Regions from separate parts of the Mus musculus genome. Here all the other regions are linked to region 1. A link is a loop called in an ENCODE intact Hi-C map of the cell type or tissue named here. Cell type or tissue: heart. All regions are shown on one strand. Region 1 holds the start of Tmem107 (transmembrane protein 107). Region 2 overlaps Aloxe3 (arachidonate lipoxygenase 3). Region 3 holds the start of Hes7 (hes family bHLH transcription factor 7).

The links. Hi-C counts contacts between places; a loop is a spot of excess contacts. Peaks named below come from ENCODE experiments on the same cell type or tissue, not always from the same donor. Only the 100,000 strongest peaks of a DNase experiment are listed, where the experiment ranks them.
Region 2: it touches region 1 in a loop (12-fold over the local background); 6 of 42 quality-filtered maps call a loop at or near these places.
Region 3: a loop joins it to region 1, with 4 times the contacts of the local background. A loop is called at or near these places in 35 of 42 quality-filtered maps.

The regions. Positions count from the first base shown.
Region 1 is chr11:69,063,091-69,071,090 of GRCm38, forward strand. Tmem107 (transmembrane protein 107) reads left to right here and starts at 7,719. Exons shown (of 5, transcript NM_025838.2): 1 at 7,719-7,943. The coding sequence starts at 7,857. It overlaps n-TSgct3 (a tRNA gene), which reads right to left and starts at 33; the gene lies at 1-33. It overlaps n-TWcca6 (a tRNA gene), which reads right to left and starts at 476; the gene lies at 405-476. In heart, a CTCF peak has its summit at 7,677; DNase peaks (open chromatin) are centred at 51, 631, 3,981, 7,701 and 3 weaker places; H3K4me3 peaks cover 5,226 bases; H3K27ac peaks cover 4,393 bases.
Region 2 is chr11:69,145,823-69,153,822 of GRCm38, forward strand. It overlaps Aloxe3 (arachidonate lipoxygenase 3), which reads left to right. Exons shown (of 15, transcript NM_011786.2): 15 at 2,738-3,293. The coding sequence ends at 2,917. Among named protein-coding and RNA genes, the nearest start is that of Alox12b, 7.2 kb to the right of the region's middle. In heart, a CTCF peak has its summit at 4,815 (motif pointing left); no DNase peak of the experiment used is centred here; H3K4me3 peaks cover 743 bases; H3K27ac peaks cover 369 bases; H3K27me3 peaks cover 2,620 bases.
Region 3 is chr11:69,113,022-69,121,021 of GRCm38, forward strand. Hes7 (hes family bHLH transcription factor 7) reads left to right here and starts at 7,432. Exons shown (of 4, transcript NM_033041.4): 1 at 7,432-7,494. The coding sequence starts at 7,453. n-TGgcc5 (a tRNA gene) reads right to left here and starts at 5,843; the gene lies at 5,773-5,843. It also overlaps 9130213A22Rik. In heart, no CTCF peak of the experiment used is centred here; DNase peaks (open chromatin) are centred at 4,980, 5,520, 6,030, 7,380 and 2 weaker places; H3K4me3 peaks cover 4,078 bases; H3K27ac peaks cover 2,950 bases.

The sequences.
Region 1 (8,000 bases):
AGTCCATCGCCTTAACCACTCGGCCACCTCGTCCACACGACTCGAGTGCAGTTTGGCTTCTCTGAGACCTCAACTCTCACTCCTGACGAGTAGGCTTTGCATTTGTAAACAATTGTATTCATAACTGCAGAACGAACTAGCAGAACAATAGTGGATCTACCTCTCGGCAGCTGAGAACACTGAACGCTCCAATTGCGGTTGGCTGGTCTTGAGAGTCCTGCTCTCTGCCCAGAATTACCTTGACTATCCGCAAGAAAATACTCGCGAGATATACTAACCAGGAGGCATCAAGATTTGTCTCCTGAGCTTTCCCATTCTTGTTTTTTTAAGAGTTGTTTCTTCTTTGATCATTGGGACAAAAATAAAAGAAGCTAAAGAAAAGTAAGAAAAAAAAAAAAAAGAGCTGACCCCGACGTGATTTGAACACGCAACCTTCTGATCTGGAGTCAGACGCGCTACCGTTGCGCCACGAGGCCGGCCGGCCACGGCTGTGAACAGGGCACCTCATGACTATTGCAGGGAGCCACCCCACCCACCCACTTGTCCCTAGTGATTTTGGGGCTCTCTGGAAACCCAAAGAATGGAGCGTCTCCCCTAGAAGGAAGACCCACAGACTGAACTGTTCAGAGCGAGCAGCTTTACACCTCTTGCTCCATGGCCTCCCCACCCTGTCCCTGGAACGGACGGGCCTGGGGAGCTGGAAAAGAAACGGGAGGGAGAAGAAAGTGAAGAATGAGTCCCCCTTTTCAGTTTGGCCTGATGTGGCGCGTGCAGAGGGCCGGGGAAAAAGAAGGAGAGGAAGGGGAGAGGAGTATCTGGGTCCGAAATTGTGAGCAAGGTTCAGGAGCCGTCAGGCTCTGTTGAGAGCCGGGGCGAGGGAACGTGTGCAGCCAAAGGGGAGAAGACTCGCCCCTGACGACAGACTGATGGAGTAGGGAGACCAACCAACTGGTGTCCTTCTGGATCCAGTTAAGACCAAACTTTAACAGTCTGATCGCGGAGCACGGCCACTGCTTGTCCTTGTGCTCTCCTGCCACTTGACCTCACAAGACTCCGGGGACAGAGTGGGGAGGCCATTGGAGCAAGAGGTGTAAAGCTGCTTGCTCCGAACAGTTCAGTTTTTGTATACAGTGTCGCACAATGCCCAAGTTGTTGCCATTGGTCTTGGATTCCTTTGGCTTCAGCCTTCCCAGAGCTAAAACTAACTTTAAAGTTCTGGTTGCTTTCTGATTTTTGAGACAGGATACCATATACTATTACTCTATAGCTCTGGTTGGCATGAACTCCCTATGTAGGGATGGCCTTAATTTTCAGCAATCCTCCTGCCTCAGCCTCAAATGGCTGGGAAGACAAGCACGTGCCTCCAGTTTATTTTTCTTTTATTTCTCCCTCCCTCCTGTGCTCTATCCTCCTTCTCCTCCCCCATCCCCTTTCCTTCCCTTCTTCTGGTCTAGGAGTGAACTAGCGGCCTCTTTCATGCTAAGCCAGTGAGCTCTGTCCCTAGCACCTGCTGGATCATTTTCAAATGTCTAAACTCACTACGTCTAAACCCCAAATGTCTGTGTGCGTGAACTATGGTGTTGCTTGTAGGTCTTTCGATTTTTTTTTTTTTTTTTTTTTGCCTGTTTGACCCTCACATACCACTCAGGACTCAATTCCCAACAGCCTTCATTCCACGAGCAGTGCCTTTCTCCCATCTAGCCCACAATGGCACAATATTCCCTGTGTTGTTTTGAGGGGGGTCTCCCACTGTGGCCCACTGGCCTAGGACTCAATCCCGCTGCCTCACGCTCTCAGGTGCTGACACTGTTTCTTGTTAAATTGCCCTGGCTAGCGTTGAATCTGTTCTGCAGTCCAAGCAGGCCTTGGATTTGCATTCTCTTGCACTCTACCCTTGGAGCTGGGATTCTAGGCCTGGGCCATTAGGCCCTGCTAGAAATGCTACATTTTAGTTGTCTGAGACTAGCCTGGACCCTCTGTCAAATGGGGAGGGAGCAGGGAAGGGAGAGAGGGAGGGAGGGAGGGAGAGAGGGAGGGAGGGAGGGAGGGAGGGAGGGAGAACACTGAGTGTAGTAGCTTACCTGCACCAGAAGTATTTGAGAAGTGGAGGCAGAATGGGGAGTTTACAGGCTAAGGATTTGTCTCAAAAAATATCTAGAGATAATAAAATATTTTCTTGGGAAGCAGCACAGCTCTTTTCCCTATGGAAACCATAGGACGATAACACTTTGTCCCATAAAAAAGGATCGCTTAGATTTTACTGATAAATTGGTTTTGTTTAGGAAGAAACAACCCTTGGTTCATGCTCTTTATTTTTTATTTTATTTTTTTTGGTTTTGTTGTTGTTGTTGTTTCAAGACAGGGTTTCTCTGTGTAGCCCTGACTGTCCTGGAACTCACTCTGTAGACCAGGCTGGCCTTGAACTCAGAAATCTGCCTGTCTTGGCCCATGCTCTTAATCCCAGCACTCAGGAGACAGATGCAGGGATTCTGTGAGCTGGAGGCCAGCCCGAGATATATATGTATATGTATGTGTATGTATATATATTTTTTCCAGGCCTGCCCCTGCCAAGGGCCATATTGTAAGACCCTGTCTTAAAATAGCACAAAAACAACCTTTTATTTTCCATCACAATAATAGTGAGTGAAGAATAAAGACCTGGGTGTGGTGGCAAGGTTTGTAATGCCTGCACTAGGGGAAGGTGAGGGAGAATAATCTCAAATTCAAGGACAACCTGGGTTACTTAGTGAGACGATGTCTGGAAAAAAACAAAACCAGAACCTAAAAAAACCCCAAACTCCGGTGGTGGTGGTGGTGATGGTGGTGGTGGTGGTGGTTGCGGTATACCAGTACTATGGTCAAGATTACTTCAGGGCTAGCCTTGGCTATACTTCAAGCTTCAGGCCAGGTTGCTTGTTTTTGATGGAGGAGTAAGTTAAAAACTAATAAAATGATTCATGTGCAATAAAAGGGGGGCACAGAGATCTCTAGGCAGCGCAGTCTTGTAAACTTTGCTTTTGAAATCATGTACATGTTTAATATCATTAAAAGATGAAATTGAAAGAGTTACGATGGCAGCCGGGAAGCACGCACTTGACTCAGACCACGTGCCAGTTTGCAGGCAGCTCCGCGATGGGCTGGCAGCTCAGGCCTGAGCTCTGCGGGCAGTCCCACGTGAACTGCCAGCTCTGCCTACCATGTGGGTGCTCCGCGACACCGCGGAGCCTGGAGGAAGAAGAGGAGGTACAGCAGCGTCTGCTGTGGGTCACTGCCACTGGAGCAATAGAGGACAAGCAAAGCAGGCGAAAGCATAAAGACAACCTAGATCACACACACACACACACACACACACACACACACAAGCACACACACACACACACACGCACACAAGCACACACACGCACGCACGCACGGCACAGGAAGGTTCTGACCAGGTAGATGCCACCCCTGGGTTCCAGGAGGTCTGGATGCTCCCCGCAGGCAGGCTCCCACATATAGGGGAAAGCACTGTTATCTGATCGGCGGGAAGGGCAGGTCGTTAGTGGTGGCACAGCAGTCTCTGCACTTGTCGCTTGCAGCGGCCTCCACTGTGATGCCAGGCTGCTCTAGGACAGGCTGCCAAAGTGAATCCATTCCTAGCAACGGATCTGGGGATCAACCCACTAAACCCAGGGTGAAGCTGGTGCCCGACATGTGTCGCCAACACACCGCCAGCATGCGTTGAATGGAATGCCTGTACCCAAACTCCACAAGTAACTGTCTGAGGAAACAATTCCCCAGGCCCTGGCAGTGCCCCACATTCAGTGATGTAGACTCTTTTGTTCCCTCCTAACAGAGGCAATTTGAACTCTCAGATAATATTTGGGGTGACTTTTCTTGATTTCTGTTTTTATAATCCTAGACTTATCTCCCTCCCTCCCTCTTCTTTCTAGGAGAAGCCAATTGAAGAACACCGGGCTCCTGTAGTGCCACCTACGGCCACAGGGTGGCACTGAAACTCAGAAACAGCTTTTCTAGGGCAGGCTTCTGAGAACCAAGGTCGTGGAAAAAGTGAGGACAGTTGTACAAAGCTCACTTCGTCTCATTACCGTATAACATGAAGTGTGACTACCTAGTTTCTACCATCGAGTAGGCCCCTTAGGCTGGAAGCCTACTATAATCAGAAAAACCCAAACATCCAGACGCTAGAACCTGGATCCCACAGCCAGGCCCAGACCTTTTTCCTCTAAATTTCTCTCATAGAGAGGCGTCAGGGCACATTCCAGAGATCCCAGAACTTGAGAGGCTGAGACAGGAAAACTACCAAGAGTAGGCCATTCTACAGCACACAGTGAACTTCAGGCTAGACAGAGCTACAGTGTGAGACCCTGTCTTTAAAAAAAAAAAAATTCAGTATTTCTTGATCTCTTAATTGTCTTACTCCAATCCACCTGCTCGATTCCATCCTGACTCAAGCCCCAATCTATCACATGTTTCTTTCACATCTTCCTCATTCATCTTCTACTTAAAATGTTTTCCATGTTGCAGAGAACACAAATCTGACTATGCCTCTGGTCATATCTGTAGAAGCTGAGAAAGCTAAGCTCTCATCCACTTCTCCAACATCGGTCTGATCTCTCCTCCTGCTTCCTTAAGCTTCAGAGTCCCTGGCTTCCTTTCTGTCTGGCAAACACACACAGCTTATCTAGCCCTGGCTCCTCCCTTGTCTGGAACGCTGTTTCCACAGATCTCCCCGCAGGGCTGACTCCTGCTCTTGGATCTTTGGAAATCCTCCAACGCATGTCCGCATGTCCTAGCCTTTCCTCACCCTTAGTTTATGATACAGCTTCTTCTGCCTGGAGATAGTTGCCAGCTACACCCTCACCCAACACAGCTTCAAAAATCACAGGCAGGGAGAAGACACTGTTCCGTGCTTTCATCTTGTCTGTGCCCTAAGTGAGTTGGTACATTTTATAGCATCCTAACTTCTGTGATGGAGAATACAAAAAACTCACCTCTCATTAGAAAACAAAGAAGAAGAAGAAGAAGAAGAAGAAGAAGAAGAAGAAGAAGGAGAAGAAGAAGAAGAAGAAGAAGAAGAAGAAGAAGAAGAAGAAGAAGTAGTAGTAGTAAATAAATGTAGTTATAAGTGGTGATGAACACTTTTGACCCCAACACTCTGAAAACAGAGGCAGGAGGGTCTCTGTGAGTTCGGGGGCCAGCCTGATCTACAAATGTGAATTCTAGGAAAGCTGGCAGTACATAGTGAGACACTGTCTCAAAAACAAAACAAAACAAAACAAAACAAAGCAAAAAAAAAAAAACCCAACCAAACAAAAATGGCTATCTTGAGGTACCTTAATTAAAATAATTAACAGTCTTATTTTTAAAGACTTTTTTGAGACAGGATTTCACTGTGTACCCTACAGACCTGTCTGCCTCTGCCTCCTGAGTGCTAGGACTGAAGCTGTGTACCACCATGCCTGGAGATTTATTTTAAATATTGTGTATGTGCATTGAGTGTGAGTCCTTGTGTGTGTTTGTGTGTGTGTATGTGTGTGTTGAGTGTGATTGTGTGTGGTGTGTTAAGTGTGAGTATGAGTGTATGTGTGAGTGTGTGTGCATGTGTGTGTTGAGTGTGTGTGTGTGTGTGTGTGTGTGTGTAGTTTCCAGAAGAGGGCACTGGATCTGGAGATACAAGAAGTTGTAAGCAGCACCATACGAGTGCTGGGAACTGAATTTAACAAGAGTATTCTGTGCTCTTTCTTTCAACAGAGGGTTTCTGTGTAGCCTTGGCTGTCCTGCTTTGTAGACCAGGCTGGCCTTGAACTCACAGAGATCTGTCTGCCTCTGCCTCCTGAGTGCTAGGATTAACACCTGGTGCAAGGATTAATCACTAAGCCATTTCTACATTTTTTTTTGTAGAGACATTTTAGTTTTTTCCTTTTATTGAGCTGACTATATAACCTAGCATGACCTTGAATTTCTAAACCTCTTTCCCCCACCTCCCAAATGCTGGGACTATAGGTGTTTCCCCCTATCCAGCTTAAGACTCAATTTTATATGAAAAAGTTATAGTTTCACCATATAGGAGCTTGAGTGGAGCTCAGTAGTAAAGTAATCATTTAGCGTGGTCCATACCCTGTGTTTGATCCCCAGTGCAGCCCACAGGCAGAAGCTTCAATAAGTAGGAGCTGAATATATAAGGACATTCAATGCTATAGATTATTCTTTGTGTTTTAGAATGCCATTCTCTGCGTTGATAATACTATAGGGTCTCAGAAGGGAAGATGGGAGGATGGCTCAGTGGAGGGTGCTTACCTACCTATATGTAAGAGGCCTGGAGCTTATCTCCAATACTGAAAAAAAAAATCAGGAAATTACATGATTACAATGCTGTTGTTTAAGTTACAAACCCTATACAAAACTTGCCAAGCATCTCACCTCAGTCTTTTATAATAAAAGGGGGCGAGGGGGGGGCAATTCTTTTGCCTGGTTTGGGATCTCAGGTTCAGTTAGACACCCCCCTACCCCCCGTTCATTTAGAAGACCTCCAGTCTGTCTTTCATGACCTTTAACTGGCTTAGGAAAGGGAACCCCATGTATTACTTTAGGGAGACAGAATCATTTCTTCTTCTTCTTCTTCTTCTTCTTCTTCTTCTTCCTCCTCCTCCTCCTCCTCCTCCTCCTCCACCTCCTTCCTCTCTCTCTCTGCCAATTCCTTGAAACAAAAATTTAAGAAGTATCTATTTTCAAAGCTTCCCTTTGATATTATTCTAGTATTATCTTTTAATTTAAAAAAATTATAGCACGCATTACCTCGCTGGGTTTTGTTCTTGTTTTGGCTGTTATCAATCTCCCCACCTAGAATATAACCTGGAGGGACTTTATCGAGGTACTCTCAGATTTGGGGCACAGTGCCTGGCATCTGGGAGACATCAAATATTTGTTGAATAGATGAAATCCCTCTGGTCCTGAGCCTTGTCTTTTGGGCTGGTTTAGAGGCACAAAGAAAAAGGAATGGAGGGACCAGAGAGTGCAAGTGGGATGGGAGGTCCATTGACATGGGACTTGATTGTGAACTGGAAAGTGCTGAGAACTTTCCGATTCTCCGATCTGCAGGGATTTCATCCGAAGCCCCAAATCGGTCACATCACCCTAAGAAGAGGTTCTTGGTCTGTAACTGAGCAATGTCCGGGGCCTAACAACTCAGAGCAAGAGTGAAATCGGTGGTGGGTCAGCGTCCCAGCCTAGGCTAAGCGCAAGCAGTTCCAGTCCCCCGCTCCATTCTTCACCCTTTCAGATCCCCTCGGTTCCCGAGGCAGTCACCTCACCCACATCCAATTTTAACCATCCCAAGGCTGCTCATTTCTGCACTCGGCAAATCTCTCATGACACGGAGACAAGTTATTTAGGAAGAAATTAGAGTCATTCTTCGGCAAAGTTTTGCTCTAGGGCGGAAGGGGGAGTCCTCTGACAACCAGGGGCTAGGGGACTTAGCCTGACCCTGGGACAAGCTCGGTGCATCAGCCTCTCCTCGTTCGTCCCCTCGACTCCTAGCGCCCAAGGCAGTGAGTGGGAAGCACAGGAGAAGGGAGGATTTGGTGGTTCTGGCTGCATCCTCTTGGGTCCATCAACGGCTCACGTACCGCGCCTATAGACGTTGGTAGAGGGAGCAGCACTATCGCGAGACTTCCGAAAGCAGCAGCGTGGCGCTTGCGGACGCAGTTACCATGGCAGCCGGGCGGCGCCCGAGCGCGCGGGAAGGACACTTAAGTAGAGAGGTCTGGCCTGCTTGCTCAGGGAGACTTGATGAGTGACCCACCCCAGACTTCCAACCTCAAAACCCACGGCCTCCACTCGAGGCCCCCGAGGCCATGGGTCGGATCTCCGGGCTCGTGCCCTCTCGGTTCCTGACGCTCTTGGCTCATCTGGTGGTTGTCATCACGTTGTTCTGGTCCCGGGTAAGACGCGGACAGGGCGCGCGTGCGCGTGCCCTCCTGGCCCTCCCATTCTCATCT
Region 2 (8,000 bases), 83 kb after region 1:
CCATGCTCTATCTTTTTAAAATGTATTTTATTTTAGTAATGTGTGTATTGGTGTGGGCACATGCCAGCCTGGGCTATAGGGTGACGTCTAGGCTAACCTGAGCTATCGGGTGAATGAAACCCTGTTAAGGAAAAGAAAAGACTGGTGATATAAAGAAATTATAAATGATTTCTGATCTTTTGGTTGTGAGCCTGGCTTTCAACAGCTGTACCATCTCTCCAGCCCAGCAATTCTAATTAAATGTGTATATATATATATATATATATATATATATATATATATATATATGAACAAAAGTACACATGAGGAATGGGGAATTCACAGAGAGAAAGTTATACTGCTTACAGTTTCACGGAAACTTGGGATGAAGCAAATGGCCTTGTAAGAAAACAGAAACAGCTAGCGCTTTAGAAGATATGGAAACCACACACAAGGCGTAGGTGTGCTGGCGCAGGTCGGCTCCTACGGAGTCCCAGGTTCAGGCCTGGGATCTAAGGCAAGGAAACCATGCCCAGTTCCTTGGTGTTTCAAACCTCTGGAAAGCACAGGAAAAGGCGGGATCTTTCTGAATCACGGGAGCCTGGTTCTCCAGCTAGCTGAGGCTGTGACCTTTAAGGGAGGTGGATCTCATTAGAGGGCCCCAGTCACGGCTTTACACTTCATATCCATGACGTCTCTAATTTGGCCATGCTAAGCCTCAATTTCCTTATCTACAAAGGGTCTCACAGAAGAGCCCGTCCTAGGGGTTGTTTGTATGGTTGTGACGGTTCATATAAAGTACTTACGTGTCAACTGTTATTAAGAAAATGAAATTATAAACTACTCAGCTCCAACAATCTTAAAAACATAGCAGCCAATAAAGGCAAGTACTGTGTAGTAAACAATAGTGTGCTCTGGCAAGGTCTGGTTGATGCTGAGACCGAGAGGCTGGTTCACCTTATGGAGCTTAGCGATATTGTTTATTCCATCAATATGGAAGCATACTGTATAATTAGCCCATCCCAGCTGAAGATGAACTTGATCCGTGCAGAGAGCCATCACCAATAAAATCTGTTCGAAACCCCCCTGACAGAATTTTAATTAAAGCATATATTTTTTTGGTTGGTTGGTTTTTTGTTTGTTTGTTAGTTTGTTTTTGAGACAGAGGTTTTCTGTACGACATCCCTAACTGCCCTGAAGTTGAATTGTAGACCAGACTGTCCTCAAACTCAGAGACCCACTTGCCTCTGCCTACCAAATGCTGGGATTGAAGCCATGTGCCACCATGCCTGGCCCTAAAGTATATCTTAAAACAACAACAACAACCACCACCACCACCACAACAACAAAAACACTGTGTTTATGATGAATAGAGGTCTTCACATTAAAATCAGGGGCAAGAAAAATAATTCCCGCTATGACTGCTGCTATTTAACAAGAAATGGTAAAACATCAGTAGTATTGGTGTTGTATGAAGGTTAAGGAACTGGACCCGTGCGTTTTGGACTCTGACAGTGACCGTGGAAGGACAGTTCTAAACACGGATGGCACTGGCTGACGTTCTCTGTGAGATTCCCTGCTTGTGGTGTCCAGGTTCCCAAGTGTGATAGTGTTACCGTGATGATGGTTTTATATATAGATAACAGAGGTTTCATTATACCAGATGATTGTAAAGATATCTCAGAACCAGGCTGCTGAATGTCCCCAGGGGTTGGGTTTAGCAAACCTGTGTGGTGACATATAGTCTTGGACCTGTTTTCTGGAATATGTTTGCTAAGCTCTGTTGAGTGGCGACTGTGACTGTGTTCTGAGTTGAAAGCGTGGGTCCGGCACTGGGGGTTGGGAGAGGCTGGACTTGGGCTTTTCCTCAGTCTCCCCTGGTGAGATCCAGGAACTGGCATCCAGAGTCAGAGTGACATGAGACGGTTTGTCAGCAGAGGAGCCGCTCAGACTAGATTGGCTAGGGCCCAAGGCACAGTCTGTGCTCTACACTGCCTGGGCTTCTGCGGTTGGAGGCTGTCTTGGTTATTTTTCTATTGTGACAAAACACGGTGAACAAGGCAGCTTATAAAAGAAAACATTTCCCTGAGGGCTCATGGTTCCAGAAGGTTAGAGTCTGTGATCTTGACATTGGGGAGCATGGCCCAGGAGCATGCTCCTGAGAGTTCACAGCTGATCCATGGTTCAAGGTGTTTTGTTTTTTCTTTTCTTTTTTCTTTTCTTTTCTTTTCTTTTTTTTTTCTTTTTTCTTTTTTTTTTTTTTTTTTTTTTTTTTTTTGAGACAGGGTTTCTCTGTGTAGCCCTGGCTGTCCTGGAACTCATTTTGTAGACCAGGCTGGCCTCAAACTCAGAAATCCACCTGCCTCTGCCTCCCAAGTGCTGGGACTAAAGGTGTGTGCCAACATGCACAGCCACTTGAGGTATTTTAAAATTTGGAATAGAATGGGCTTTTGTAACCTCAAAACCCACCTCAGTGACATACCTCCTCCAAGAAGGTCACATCCCCAAATCCTTCCCAAACTGTCCCATCAACTGGAGACGAAGCCTCCAAATACATGAGCCTGTGTGGGCCATTCTTTCAGAGTCACATCGTGGGGAAGAGGGCTGGCATTGCGATCTGAAGGGCTTGTGTTCCTTACGGCGGTGACCGATTGTATCTTTAGATAACACCTTGACTGTATTTGTTGACATGCCAACCTTCATTATGTTCTATCTCATCTGGAACAGCTTTCTAACATCTCCACCTGTTTTCCCCCAGAGACCTCTGGGCACCTACCCAGATGAACACTTCACAGAGGAGGCCCCACGGCAGAGCATCGCAGCCTTCCAGAACTGCCTGGCCCAGATCTCAAAGGACATCAGGGAGCGCAACCAGAGCCTGGCACTGCCCTATGCCTACTTGGATCCTCCACTCATTGAGAACAGTGTTTCCATTTGAGTCCCACTTGGAGCCATCCCAGAGGAAAGGAAGTTACAACTAAGGGGAAGGCTAACTCCCTAGGGCCTTCTAGGCCTCTTTAATCTCAGTTTGGACCTTCTCCTCTGCCCATGGGACCACGATGGCCTTGACATTATATCAATGTGCCCTGAGCTGTGAGGGACCAGTACAGCAGTGTTCAGGGTGAAAGCCGCTAACTAAAGTCAAATGCACAATAGAACCCATGCCCTTCTAACGTGTGGAATCCTCTCCCACATCAGGTTGCTCAGCTTGAGTTTCTGAGCTCTCTTTCCACATCCCAGTTAAACCCACTCCCATCCTATTGTCTGTCTTTGAGCCCAGTGACTTCAATAAAAGCTAACGTATTTGGCTCTCATTTCCTTTGTTTTGATGATGATGATGATGGTGGTGGTGATGGCGATATGGTGATAGTGATATGGGGTGGACCAAGTTGGAGTGGGTAGAAGTCCTGGGGTGAGGAGCAAGAGTGAATCTGTGGGCCATCTTTTAGGAGTCAGGCACCTTCCCTGCTCACTCTACTGTCCAGTCTACTGTTCCTACCTTTACTTCCTGGAGTGAAGCATCCAGATCGGAAGGAATAGCTGGACCCAGGGCATTTTCAGGAAGAGACTAGGCATTTTGCAAAGGCTCTGAGCCCAGGCTTTTTTTCTGGGCGTGCTACTGTTAGTGGTACCACTTATATCCGGTTCTGCTCCTGGACACGTACAGAGCTCATCCCTGGCCTTCTTGTGCACTGGTGGAGTCACATGTAGAACTTTGGGCTGACTTACGTGCAGAAGTGGTGTTATCATCTCCAGACTTCACGGAGACGGTCCAGAATTCTCTGCTTCTGCATTCTGGTAGCTGATATTATAGAAGTGACACAGCCTGTCCGTGTGTCTGAGGGACTTGAAGGGAGGCGCATCTGGCTGAGTTGGATGTTGTGAAGCTGCTGAAATCTGTGAGACGGCTGAATTATTGTGGAGTAATCACTCCCCCCCCCCCACACACACACCTGGTCTGGATGAAGCTGAAGTCTCCCTTTCCCCTTTCAGTCACATCATCTTTAAACATGAAGGTCTGTGAGCCTGGAGCCACTGCCCAGAGCTCTCCCCAGATGCTCTTCACTGTCTGTCCTGCCATGTAGCCCGTGCTGGCTCCAAGTCATGTAGCCCATGCTGGCCCCAAGCCATGAATCATTCCGCAGCTGCCTCCCAATTCTGGCAAGCGGTCTCCTTTGCTCCGAGTGACAGGGGAATCAGCTTTAGAGTCAGATGAATTAGTGGTAACTCTGTGCCCTCTACCAGGGCCTTCGGTGGCTGAGGGCTTTAGTAGGCTGCACAGGGCTCTTGACTCTATCCCAGACCATTATCAGCTTCGGTGAAGAGCCTTCAGCTGAAATGTTCAAATAAGGAGTGTCTCCCAGAGCCCGGAGAGTGCACTACCGGCTTCCTTTCCTCATTTTCTTCTAGTCTCAGAATCTCTGGATTCAAACAAACCCCTTGTCTCATTGGAGTCATGTGTGTATGTGTGTGTGTATGGTATGTATGTGGTATATGGATGTACATGTGTGTGAGCTGTGTGTGTGGTGTGTGTGGTGTGTGTATTTATATGTGTGTGGTGTGTGTATGATGTGTATGTGGTGTGTGTATATATGTGTTTTGTGTGTGTGTGTGTGTGTGTGTTTGTGTGTGTTGATGAACAAACTGTGCCAAACACTGGATTGTCTCTCCCTGATTCCAGAAGAGTGGAATTCCCACACTACTGCATAGAAGAGGTGTTTGGAGCATATATATTCTCTCTGAAGAGCCCAGTGATTTTGCTAAAAAAAACCATCCTGGTTTGTTTTGCTTTAGCGCTAAGAAACTCTAGGGGTGCCCTCTTGTGGCCAGCTGGGCTAAGACGGGAGGAAAATAGAGACCCCTTTAACTCCAACCTTGATCAGGCCACTGCACAGGCAGCTATCTCCCCAGTGCAGCACCTCATGCGGCATCAAGACTCCATCAGAAGGCATACGAGCCCTGCGAAATGCTCCTGAGCAGGAGAGGGAAGGACTAGGGTGGGTCACGGGAATCCGGTTCCTCAAAAAGCCAACTCTGGAGATTTATTGGGAAGACACACCTGGCGGTGTGGAGGACTTCTGCCCGACTCGGCATGTCTGAGGGGAGATGCAGGAGAGGCTCAGCCTGCACCTCTGTCTAATGGGGTTGTTCCGGCACGGAGGCTGGATTCCCCACCAGTGGGGAAATCGTCACACGTGCCGGTCTCTTCTCTGTGGGCTTTGAGCAAGTTTCCCCGGAACAGAGGTCCCAGAGAAATGGGAGTCGGAAGAAGCCCTGGAAAGTCCCTCCCTGAACTGGTGTTCTGGGATCTGTTTGACTCATGACTGACTCCCTACCTTTGCTCTCAACATCAGAGAAGCAACGGAGAATTCCCCAAGCTGACTCCTGCTTTCAGTTAATGGAGCGATGGACAAACTCCACATCAACAGAGGAGTACTTACAGATGGTGGCAAATGTAGTCAGAAACACAAACCAGATGGCACGCGCTGGTGTGACTGGTGGGGAGGGATTAGGTGTGGTGGCTGGCAAAGGTCTGCCAAGGATGTGACACTGGAGACCAGACCCAGACCTCAAGACAAAGACAAACAATGAACCAAACAAACGAGCAGACAAACAAACAAACAAACAACCAACAAACAAACCACTCTGAAAACAGTTTGGAGGGGGAGTGTTACAAATCAAGGGCACATGTTCCAGAAACAGAATGGAAGCCAAAGTGGCTACAACAAGATGTTGAGTCACACAGGTTCCCGTCTACGGTTAGAAGGGCGATGCTTTTTGAGCAAGAGACAGGTATGATTTGATTTTGTCCTCTTTGTCCCAGAGGAGTGGGGCCCCAGGGGATTGTTATCAGCCTTTCAGGCTTGGGGTGAGGCAAGGTCTGGGGGGTGCCCCAACAGTGAGGACCTAGCTCCTAGTGTAGGTGGGTGCCAGGAGCCTCCCCTGCGAATGTGCATCTATTCCAGGGCCTCTCACGTTTGCTGGTCCCACCCCTGGTCCAGGAGAACCAGTTCTTCAGTGAGCACCTACCCAGAGTTATGCATCCAAGTTTGGGTCACAAACGGGGAGTGTCCATTCATATCCGTATGCCTAATCCCATCCAAGTCCCCAGCTTCAGTCCTGGCCCCATCTTCCTGGCCACACTCACGTATTTTACTACACCTGTCTCTTATCTTTTTTCTCCTGAGAAACATAAGTCTCACCTGAGGCTTGAAGCTGGATCAAACCCAGAGGGGTCACTCTAGCTTTTGGGGTAAATGAGTTGGCTTAGAGGAGATTTTTCTTATTATTTATTATTTATTTATTTATTTTTAAGACGGGGTGTCTCTGTGTAGCCCTGGCTGTCCTGAAACTCGCTCTGTAGACCAGGCTAGACCAGGCTGGCCTCAGATACAGCTATCCACCTGTTTCTGCCTTCTGAGAGCTGGGGTGAAAGGTGTGTGCCACCATCTCCTAGCTTTATTTTGAGACTTGTTGCTACTGGGTCATGATTGGAGACAGCTTTTTAAGGGGAGAAATAATTCTTTCTATGCAAAGCCACCCATCTTCTTTTATACCTCAGTAACATTCTGTCTCTCTCCCAAGCCTCTCCTACCCAGTCCTCTAGGATACCCACGAGCCTCTACCTCCTCATTCCCACGTACCCAATACTCATTTACTATGAGATTAGGTTACATTTGGGCCTCTTATCCTTCCTTAGTGCCCTAGGATCTGGAATCCCCAGGGACCCTGGGATGCCATTCCCCAAGTCCCCAGCCTCAGTTTACCCCCTCCAGCAGCACTCTCACTAGCAGACCCCTGGAGGCACAGTCTCCAGGGCGGGGGAGTGGCTAGGAAATTTTGCATGGATTGCTACTGAGATGCACATTTGCATATTCAGGTCCTCTGTATCCACAGAGTCATGAGGGTGGCTGAACACAGCCCAGGAGGGCGGGCCTGACCGGCCTAACAGCTCCTGTCCTCAGCCCAGGATGGCCTTGTGCCTAGGGGGACGAAACAGCCTGCCAGTCATCCAGGAGTTTGGGCTATGACCTTCCTCCTCAGTATTCTCTTCTTCACCCTTCTCCTTAACCCATTCCTGGCCTCCACCACTCCTGAATGTAGTTTAACCTAGCTTTACTCTGTGAGTCTTCACCTACCCCCAGCTCTCTCTCTCTCTCTCTCTCTCTCTCTCTCTCTCTCTCTCTCTCTCTCTCTCTCTCTCTCTTCTCCTCCTCCTCCTCCTCGTCTCCTTCTCCTTCTCCTTCTCCTTCTCCTTCTCCTTCTCCTTCTCCTTCTCCTTCTCCTTCTCCTTCTCCTTCTCCTTCTCCTTCTCCTTCTCCTTCTCCTTCTCCTTCTCCTTCTCCTTCTCCTTCTCCTTCTCCTTCTCCTTCTCCTTCTCCTTCTTCTTCTTCTTCTTCTTCTTCTTCTTCTTCTTCGTTGTTCAAGACAGGGTTTCTCTGTGTAGTCCTGGCTGTCCTGGAACTTGCTCTGTAGACCAGGCTGGCCTTAAACTCAGAGATCCACCTGCCTCTGCCTCCAAGCATTAAAGGCGTGTGCCGCCGCCACCATCCAGTTACCATTATCTTATTGCTAATCCACCCAGTCATTACGTTCCGGGGCTAGATAGCTCAGTGGTTAAGAGCACAAACTGTTCTTCCAGAGGACTTGAGTTTGATCCCCAGCATCCATGTCAAATATCTCCTAACCACTTACCTGTTCCTGGTGCATCTAATACCTCTAGACTCCAGAGGCAGCCCCTTATGACTAAAAATAAAACAGATCTTTAAAAAAAATACCAAGACTCATATTTCAAGAGCCTCCTTGATATCATGTAACATGGCAGGAGACTGGGAGAAAGACAAACCAAGTAAGTTACAGGCTACATGATTAAGTACGGTAGGTAAATGGATACAAAACAAAGATGGTGGCTGTACAACTAAGAACCATTTATAGTTAAATTGAGCCTTCCTTACAAAAGCCACAGTTTATTTTCATTTTCTTTTCTTTTCCAATGTGGGGATCAAATCCTGGGCTTGAAC
Region 3 (8,000 bases), 50 kb after region 1:
CCTTTTTGTGGGAGGGAAGAAGGGAAGGTTGAAACACAGTAGCTCAGGATGGCCTCAAATTCATTATACTCACTATGTAGTCCAGGTTAGCCTTTGAATCACAATGATCTTTCTACCTTAGCCTCCAAAGTGTTGGGATTGCACACATGAGCTTCCCGTCCTTTCCCTCACCAACAGAGAGGGATACTTCTAATATATAAACCGAGGAGGAAGGGGTGGAGGCTGGCTCACATCTCTACTCTTCCATCCAGGTTGAGACCAGCTTGGGTGCCATAGTGAGAGTTGGTTTCAAACACAGTACAATTCTAATCAGCTTTCTGAAAACACAGCACCAAGGGCTCAGGCTACAGCCAGTAGAGTAGTTCTTGCCTCTTGGGAAAAAGCCCTGGGGTCCAATCTCCAGATCCAGGGGGAAAAAAAAAAAAGCATGAATCTGATTCCATGAGTTCAGTGGGTGGTGTCAATAGAAACTCATTTTTTTTGGAACTGTACTATTTGTACTGTATGTGCAAATAGAAATGAATTCTCACATACACAGTTTTATAGCTCTTTATGTTATGGGGACTCTGCATGGAACAGCCCCAAGGGGGTCAGTGTAGTGGATTTCAAAGAAAAAATTACGAATATTCATGAGGCGAGTACATATTGTATAAATATTCACGACATGAGTGGCATAATCATAGAAGAAAGTGACCCCTTTCTCCCCTCTCAAATAATAATGAACCAATTCCTCCATGAACCTCACAAAAAGGTGTGTGTGTGTGTCAAAACCACGAGGCACGTGATATTCTAGTGACATCAAGCTTTTGAGGATGCAAAGCCTTCATCAAAGCATCTGTGTGTCTGAAGGCTCTTTTGGCTCAGTTCCTGATGTCGTAGGAACAATCTAACTTCATCTTCAGGGATGTCTAACCACAAAGGGGTCTCTGACAATGCAGCCCCCCCAGTTCCTCCCTCATACCCTCTACCTACCAGACACCATCTCCCTTAAAGCAAAGACACGCTGGTAGGCATCAGAACATAAAACAAAACACATAAAACACACACACATACACACACACACACACACACACACACACACAACCCTCTAGCCATCAGCCAAGAAATGCCATTCTCTGCTAACGTGAACCAAGGAATGCTCTTTGGGTAAAAGGATGATTCAGAGCTGGGGATGAAGTTATCAGTTAATTTTGGATTGCTTTGGTGTGCCAAAAAGGAAGAAAGCAGTCAAGGAATAGCCAGCTGATAAGTAACAAAAAGACTGTGTGAGCTGTGAGTGTACCCAACTGAGCTACCACTGTCTAGGCTAGCTGAGGGTAACATGATTTCAGGGCTGGGGATGTGGCTAATTTGCTAGAGTGCTTGCCTAACATGTGCAAAGGGCTTCGAGACCCATGACTTCATGAAACTGGGTGAAGGTGCAAGTTTTTAAATGCAGTTACTTGCGAGGTGGAGTCAAGAAGGACACAAGTTCAAAGTCATTAGAGGCTTCACGCGACCTTGATTCAAATAAATAAACAAATAAAACTAATCATTATTAATGTTTTTGTTTGTCCTTCTTGAGACAGGGCTTTGCTGTCTTGGAAACTTATTATGTAGACCAGGTTGGCCTTGAATTCACAGAAATCCTCTTGCCTCTGCCTCCCGAGTGCCACCACATTGGGCTGACTTAGTCTTTCTATTGTAGGTCTGGCTATTCTGGATCTCCCCTTTGTAAACTAGGCTATGTAAATCGTAGAGCTCTGCCTGCCTCTTCCTCCTGAGGTGTGTGCATCGCAACCAACTCTAAATAAATGATTGTGTAACAGAGTGTGTAGTTCAATAGTTCATTGGATAAAATACAAGCTGAACATTTCTAGCCAACATAAATAGCTGAGAGTACAGAACAAAAATCATTCTCTCTCTCTCTCTCTCTCTCTCTTTCTCTCTCTCTCTCTCTCTCTCTCTCTCCTCCCACCCCTCTGGAGGCATGGTCTCATGTAGCTCAGGCTGGCCTCAAACTCCTCATGTAGTGGAGAAGATCTTGATTTCCTGATTTTGCAGCCTCTGCCTCTCAAGTGCTAGGACTCTAGGCATCACCGCATCCAGACACCCCATTCTTCTAGAGTGAGGCTTTGCAGAATCACAGTTCTTACCCTCTGCTCCCTTTCTCTGTCTTTTCTCCATCATACCTACTGACTGCCAAATAAGAGTTTATGTAATGCATATGGACTGTGTCCCCACAAAAGCAGAAGCCTTTTGTTCAGAGCTGTCTCTGTGGGGCCTGGAACAGAGCAGGTCGGCTAACTATGTACTGTGGCAGGCAGCATTCAACTTTTGTAGCTGTGGTCTTTAAAGTTTGTAAGTGCTTTCCAGTGGAGACCCGTCCTCAAAACAAACAACAACAAGGAGAGAAAGGAGGGAGGAAGAGGAAGAAAGCAATAAAAAAAGAAAAGAAAAAAGTGTTCCTTTCTATTTTATCTGAGATTCCCCCAGTTTAGTTTTGAATCATAGAACAAAAGACCGAGAAGTTAGGCCACAGTTACTTTATGAGCCCAGAACGCTCCCCTGCTTTGCTGTTTTGACTGAGAGATTGAGTGTTCTTGCTTTCTAAGGATACAGAAACAGCTGTCTAGGAACATCCCCGATTCAGGACCTAGGGCATCCTAAGGAGACCACTTTCCCTTTGAAGAACTAAAGGAGAAGAAGAAGGAGCTTGAAAGCCAGGCCTGGGGAGCTGCCCTGCAGGCTAGGGGAAGTTAAGAGGACCACCAGCTGCTCCTAGTCTTCCTTTCACCTTCTGCATCCCTAGAGGCCTACATGTGGCCATGTGCTGCCCTCCTCCGAACTTCAGTGCGGCCCACCATAGAGCAAGCGTAGGGAGACATAGATGCCTGTATATGCCTGTACTGTTAGTATATAGCCATAGCATGTCCTCTCTGGACGGAGGCTTGTGACCTTCAGAGAAATCCTACTCATACCCTCAAACAAAGGTACCACACACAGCCACATCTTCACATCTGTCAGGGCAAGGAGCTGGAGTCCAATCACCCAGTTCATTCAGCTGGTCTCCCTGAAGGGTAACCTTAGGCTGGAGGGCCTGAGAAGCACATAGTGTTTATTTCTATTTTTTATTTTTCAAGACAGGGTTTCTCTTTGTAACACTGGCTGTCCCAGAACTCAGAGATGCTCCTGCCTCTGCCTTCCAAGTCCTGGGATTAAAAGTGTGTGCTGCCACTGCCTAATGTACATAAAATGTAAAAGAAAAAAAAAACTAGGCATAATAAGTAATATTTAGAACAAAGCAAAGAATGTAATGATTTCTATCTTTTAAAAATTGGCTCTGGGCCACTTCCGTGGTACACTCCGGAAGGTAGAGTCAGGCAGCTGTCTGAGTTTGAGGCCAGTCTGGTCTATAGGGCAAGTTCCAGGACAGCCAGGAGTACACAGATAAACCCTGTCTCAAAAAATAAAAATAAAAATAGAAGTTGACCAATAGAGGGGGAAACTCTGGGTTCAACCCTCAATACTAATGGAAAATAATTCTGACAAACTATCAGTGAGGTAAAACAGCAAGAAAAGCAAGACCCTGTCTCAGAAATGGGTACAACGATGACTGTGATGATAACTGATAGCCAGTAAGTTATCATCACACTGACATGAAATGCCAGAAAAGCAACCTAACTCCTGGTAGACCTCCACAATATTCTCAGCAGACTGCCTACCTACTTTGTATATTTTTCTTGGTGTGTATGTGCAATTTACAGAGTTCTATAGGCCCTATGAACACCTTGTTGGAACTTTCCCCAGACTGTTTTCGGGGGTCCCTCATTTGCATTAGCATCATGGTGAATCAGCCTTGCACTTGAAGTTCTTCTGCTCCCCCCACCCCCTGCGTCCCACCGCCCCTTAAAAGCTTTCAGCCTACTGGGAAAGCCTATTTTCTTAAACCAGTAGGTTTGTTTTTTCACTTTTCAAAATGAGCCTTTCTCATCAAATGGCCTGCCTATAGCACTTCTGAGGCCCGTGGGGATAACCAGGAGCTGGGGTGGGGCTGGAGATGGGTGAGTTGATGTCTGATGGGGGTGGGGAATCAGCTTCAGTAGCAGGGAAGACCCCTTTTCCATCGAGTGGTCGGGAGATGGAGGGTATGATGTTGGGAAAAGTGGGGTTCTCTAACTGCTACTCTTTCTTACAGAACAATGGCTCAAACTAGGATGCCAACTTGAAAGTAGTCTTTGTTGCCAAGCCAAGGCTGGTCTTGAATTCTCCACTGCACTTAGACTAACCCCCAAGCTTGGAATAGGCTATGCCTGACATTATCTATCTATCTATCTATCTATCTATCTATCTATCTATCTATCTATCTATCTATCTATCTATCTATCTTATATTTCATCTTACACCTGCCATCCCCAAATTCTCTGTTCCGGGTTCTCTTTCTCTACCACCAGCAGATCTCTTTTCTATAGGATTTGTTCGTTTTGCTTGGACTCATGGCTGACCCCGGGGAGATATTATCCCCACCGTGAAGTTGCCTCTGACTACTTCGACCGAACTAGTACTTCACTGTCACGTCTTTGCACTTATCCTTACAACCATTTGAAATTATCCTATTCTGCCTTCTTGGATGTTTCCGGTCTTCACACCACCATCCCCGTCAAAATGGACGTTTCAGGGGCGCTCTGAGCCGGTGTAACCCGAAAGCCTAACAAGAGTGGTCACAAAGCAGGCACACACAGATTTAGGCTGAGTGGGCAAATGTACCAGTTGGGCTCACAGAGATGCCAAGATGCGGTTTCCTTTTCTCCTAGGGCCATGGCCCCTGCTTGGAACCGAGAAGGGAGAGTTGTTACTGACACATTCCGAGACCAGGCTGAAACGTTTAGGAGACAGCCCAGAGAGGAGAAGAAGGCTTAAACCGGAATTGAGACTGTGAGAGCCTGAGAAGGCAGGGAGGAGGGGCACAGAAGGTGGCGGAGCGCTCCGGAGGGGAGCGGAAAGCCAGCGCGGGGCGTCAGGGCCCCCGGGTCGCTCACAAGTGGCCCCAGCAGGTGACCGTGCCGGGTCCCGCCTTTCCCGGGCGCGGCGCGTGCGGGATCAAAGCTGCCGGCAAGGGGCGGGCCAGGGAGCTGCAGGGAACTGGGGGTGCGAGCGTGGGAGCGCAGGGTTGCCGGAGGCGACAGGGACCAGGAAAGACGACGAGGTAGCCCGGAGAGGCCCAGAGAGGGAGCAGCAGAAGGATGTGAGACTCAGAAGCCGGAAAGTACACTCTAGACCCGGAGAGACCCCAGCAGAAGTCTCCGAGAGACCTGAAAAAACTATCAGAGAGATGGAGTCGCTGGAAGTGCTCAGGGACCAGTAAAACCGGAAAACTGGAATGCCCAGGACTGAATATGGGGAAAAGGTGCTTCAGAGAACAGAAAATGAAAGGGAGAGAGAGGAAGAGGGAAAGACCTGGAAGACCTGGCCCTCCCCTGCTGAGGAAGGAGAGAACTCTTGGGCAGTGATCCCAGCTCCGTGTCCTTTCTCAGGGTTGCGCCTCAGGGAGTGTGGACAAAGATGTGTGTCGAGGCAGCCAGAACTCCCGAGGGTTAGGGGTAGATTGTGAGGACCTGCGGAGTCAGAGAATAATTTTGGAACGTCCAAGCCGGCCACAGAAACAAAACACTACATATCAGTTTTGGTTAAAATGTTAAAGCGCAAGAATAATACTTGCTTGATGTGCTGTCAATTTAACTTTTTCCTAGTTGAGGTAGACGGAAAAAAAAAAAAAGAAAAAAGCTAGAACTGTGCATTGGCCGGGAATCGAACCCGGGCCTCCCGCGTGGCAGGCGAGAATTCTACCACTGAACCACCAATGCAGACAAGGAGAGAGGTCATAATAAGCCTATGTGAACTTCTCAGAGGCAGATCCAATCCTACTTCTAGGTGTGGGAAAAGGTTGTAGAGAATCATTGAGGTGGGTGGAGCGTCAGGCCATTTTTTTCTCTCCGTTGGATCCGGCCACCGGGCCATAAAGTCATTCCATATGGCCAGGGGCGGCCCCACACCCGGGTGCAAACTGCCTCAGGCCCCGAGCCTCACGTGCAGGTGAGAAAAACTCAACCCCAATCCTGGTTCCCAAGGAGGGGGGCGGTGGGGCCTGCTGGGACCACACATCTGTGCTTCCATTTGGCTGAAGTAGGGGAAGGTGGGATGTACTGAGGGCCCTAACCCCAAATGGGTGCCTCCTTTCTCAAGTACCGGGCCCCTCCTGCTCTGCCTTTGGCAAGGCAGCCTCTTGCCAGAAAACCCTCTCAGGATGTGGAGGGCCTCTGGGAAGGGGTTCCACTTTGTCTCTGACTCCACAGCTATCTTCTGGCTCGGTTTGTAGCCCTGTCTTTATTATGTCCTTTCCCCAGGCCTTCTTGTCGTGTTAAATTTCGATTTTACCTTCTCAGGCACTTCGCCCTGAAGTCTCCAGGTGTTGACATATCCATCCTTCTGAGAGGTCATGCTCTTTGTTTGAGGTGGGTGAAGATCCCATTTTGCAACCAAACCTTTCTTGTCCCTTTAGCAAATCTCACGTCTCCCTGCTCCCCTACAGTCCCTAGAGGCCTCCAGAGCGCCCACCAACTGGTGCACTCTATGTTTTCCTGCCAGCTGTACTCCTGAATTTAGTTTTAAACCAAGTTCTTGTAAACGGAAAGGTATCGCTTCTCGGCCTCTTGGCTAACTAAGATCAAGGGTAGTGAATGGAAAGATTTCTTCACTCACGTATACTTCAAGGATTTTTTTCCCCCTAGAAGTTTCCTTTGTCCTCCCTTAGTCCAGCCATCCTTAGGAAAATCTGTTCCCGGGGACTCAAGTCACAGTATCTATAGAGTCAGTTTGGCGGCAGATTCTCCTTATTACTACGTCTGCAGGGATAAGTACTGGAGTTATTGTGGGAATTGAGTAGAAGAGACAGATACAACGGCGCCGTCTTTTCCCACAGCCAGCCAGTAGAATCCGGTAGATCTGCTCTGCACCTTTAGGGGTTGGGAGAAGATTATAATATTCAGCCTGGAGGCAGAAGCATGCCAACATTTATTTCAGGGTTGGTGGGGCTATAGTGAACCTCCAAGAAATCTACTAGTCTAGGAGACCCCCAAATTTCATGCCTAAGTGATTTCTTCCCAGTTCACTTAGACTCTCTTCCCCTAATAATCTCCTCCCTCCAGTTGGGTCCCGCCTTATTATACAGCTTTATGGTCCTTAAACCAGCCTGTGGCCCCTTCCTCCCCTCACTTCCCACATTTGGGGCTAGTTCCTCCCCTTCCCCTCCCCCTTCACTCCCTGCCTTTCCGGGAGCCTCGTGCCGGGGTCCTTGAGCTGGGCATCTAGGGGCTGAAGGGGGCGGGGCCGGGCCCTAGCCCTCCTACCCTGCAGCGGCGGGATATAAGGATCTAGGCAGCACGCGCTGAGTCCACCGAAGGGTCCGGAGGAGCAATGGTCACCCGGGAGCGAGCTGAGAATAGGGACGGCCCCAAGGTGAGAGGTGGGAAGGGAGGGAAATAGGGTCCCTGTTCAGGCCAGAGGACTTAAAGGTTCTAACTCTGTGGGCTAGGAATGAGGATGGAGACACAAGAGTGAAAAGACCGAAAGAACCTGTAAAGTATAAAGAGGGCAGGGTCAGAGCCCAACTTGCGCGGGCTGCGGAAGCGGAGGTCTAGGGGTTTGCATTATTGTGGGCTAAGGCTTGTGGCTAGGAAAGTGCCAGAATTTGGGCATCGTGGCCTATTCTAGGGCTCGGGAAGCTGGGGCAGGTGGATTATCGCAAGTTCGAGGCCACAGAGTGCACCCCTACCGAAAAAACAAACAAACAAACAAACAAAAACCAAACCAAAATAAAACAAACAAACAAAACCCCACGAAGCTATACTATAACATGAGATAAGCTAGAGGCCATAGCTGGTGGAGGAGGGTGGAAACAAAAATAGAGGAAAGGCTATGGACGCTGTCTGTAAGCGCCTGGGAACCCACATCTGACTCAAAGA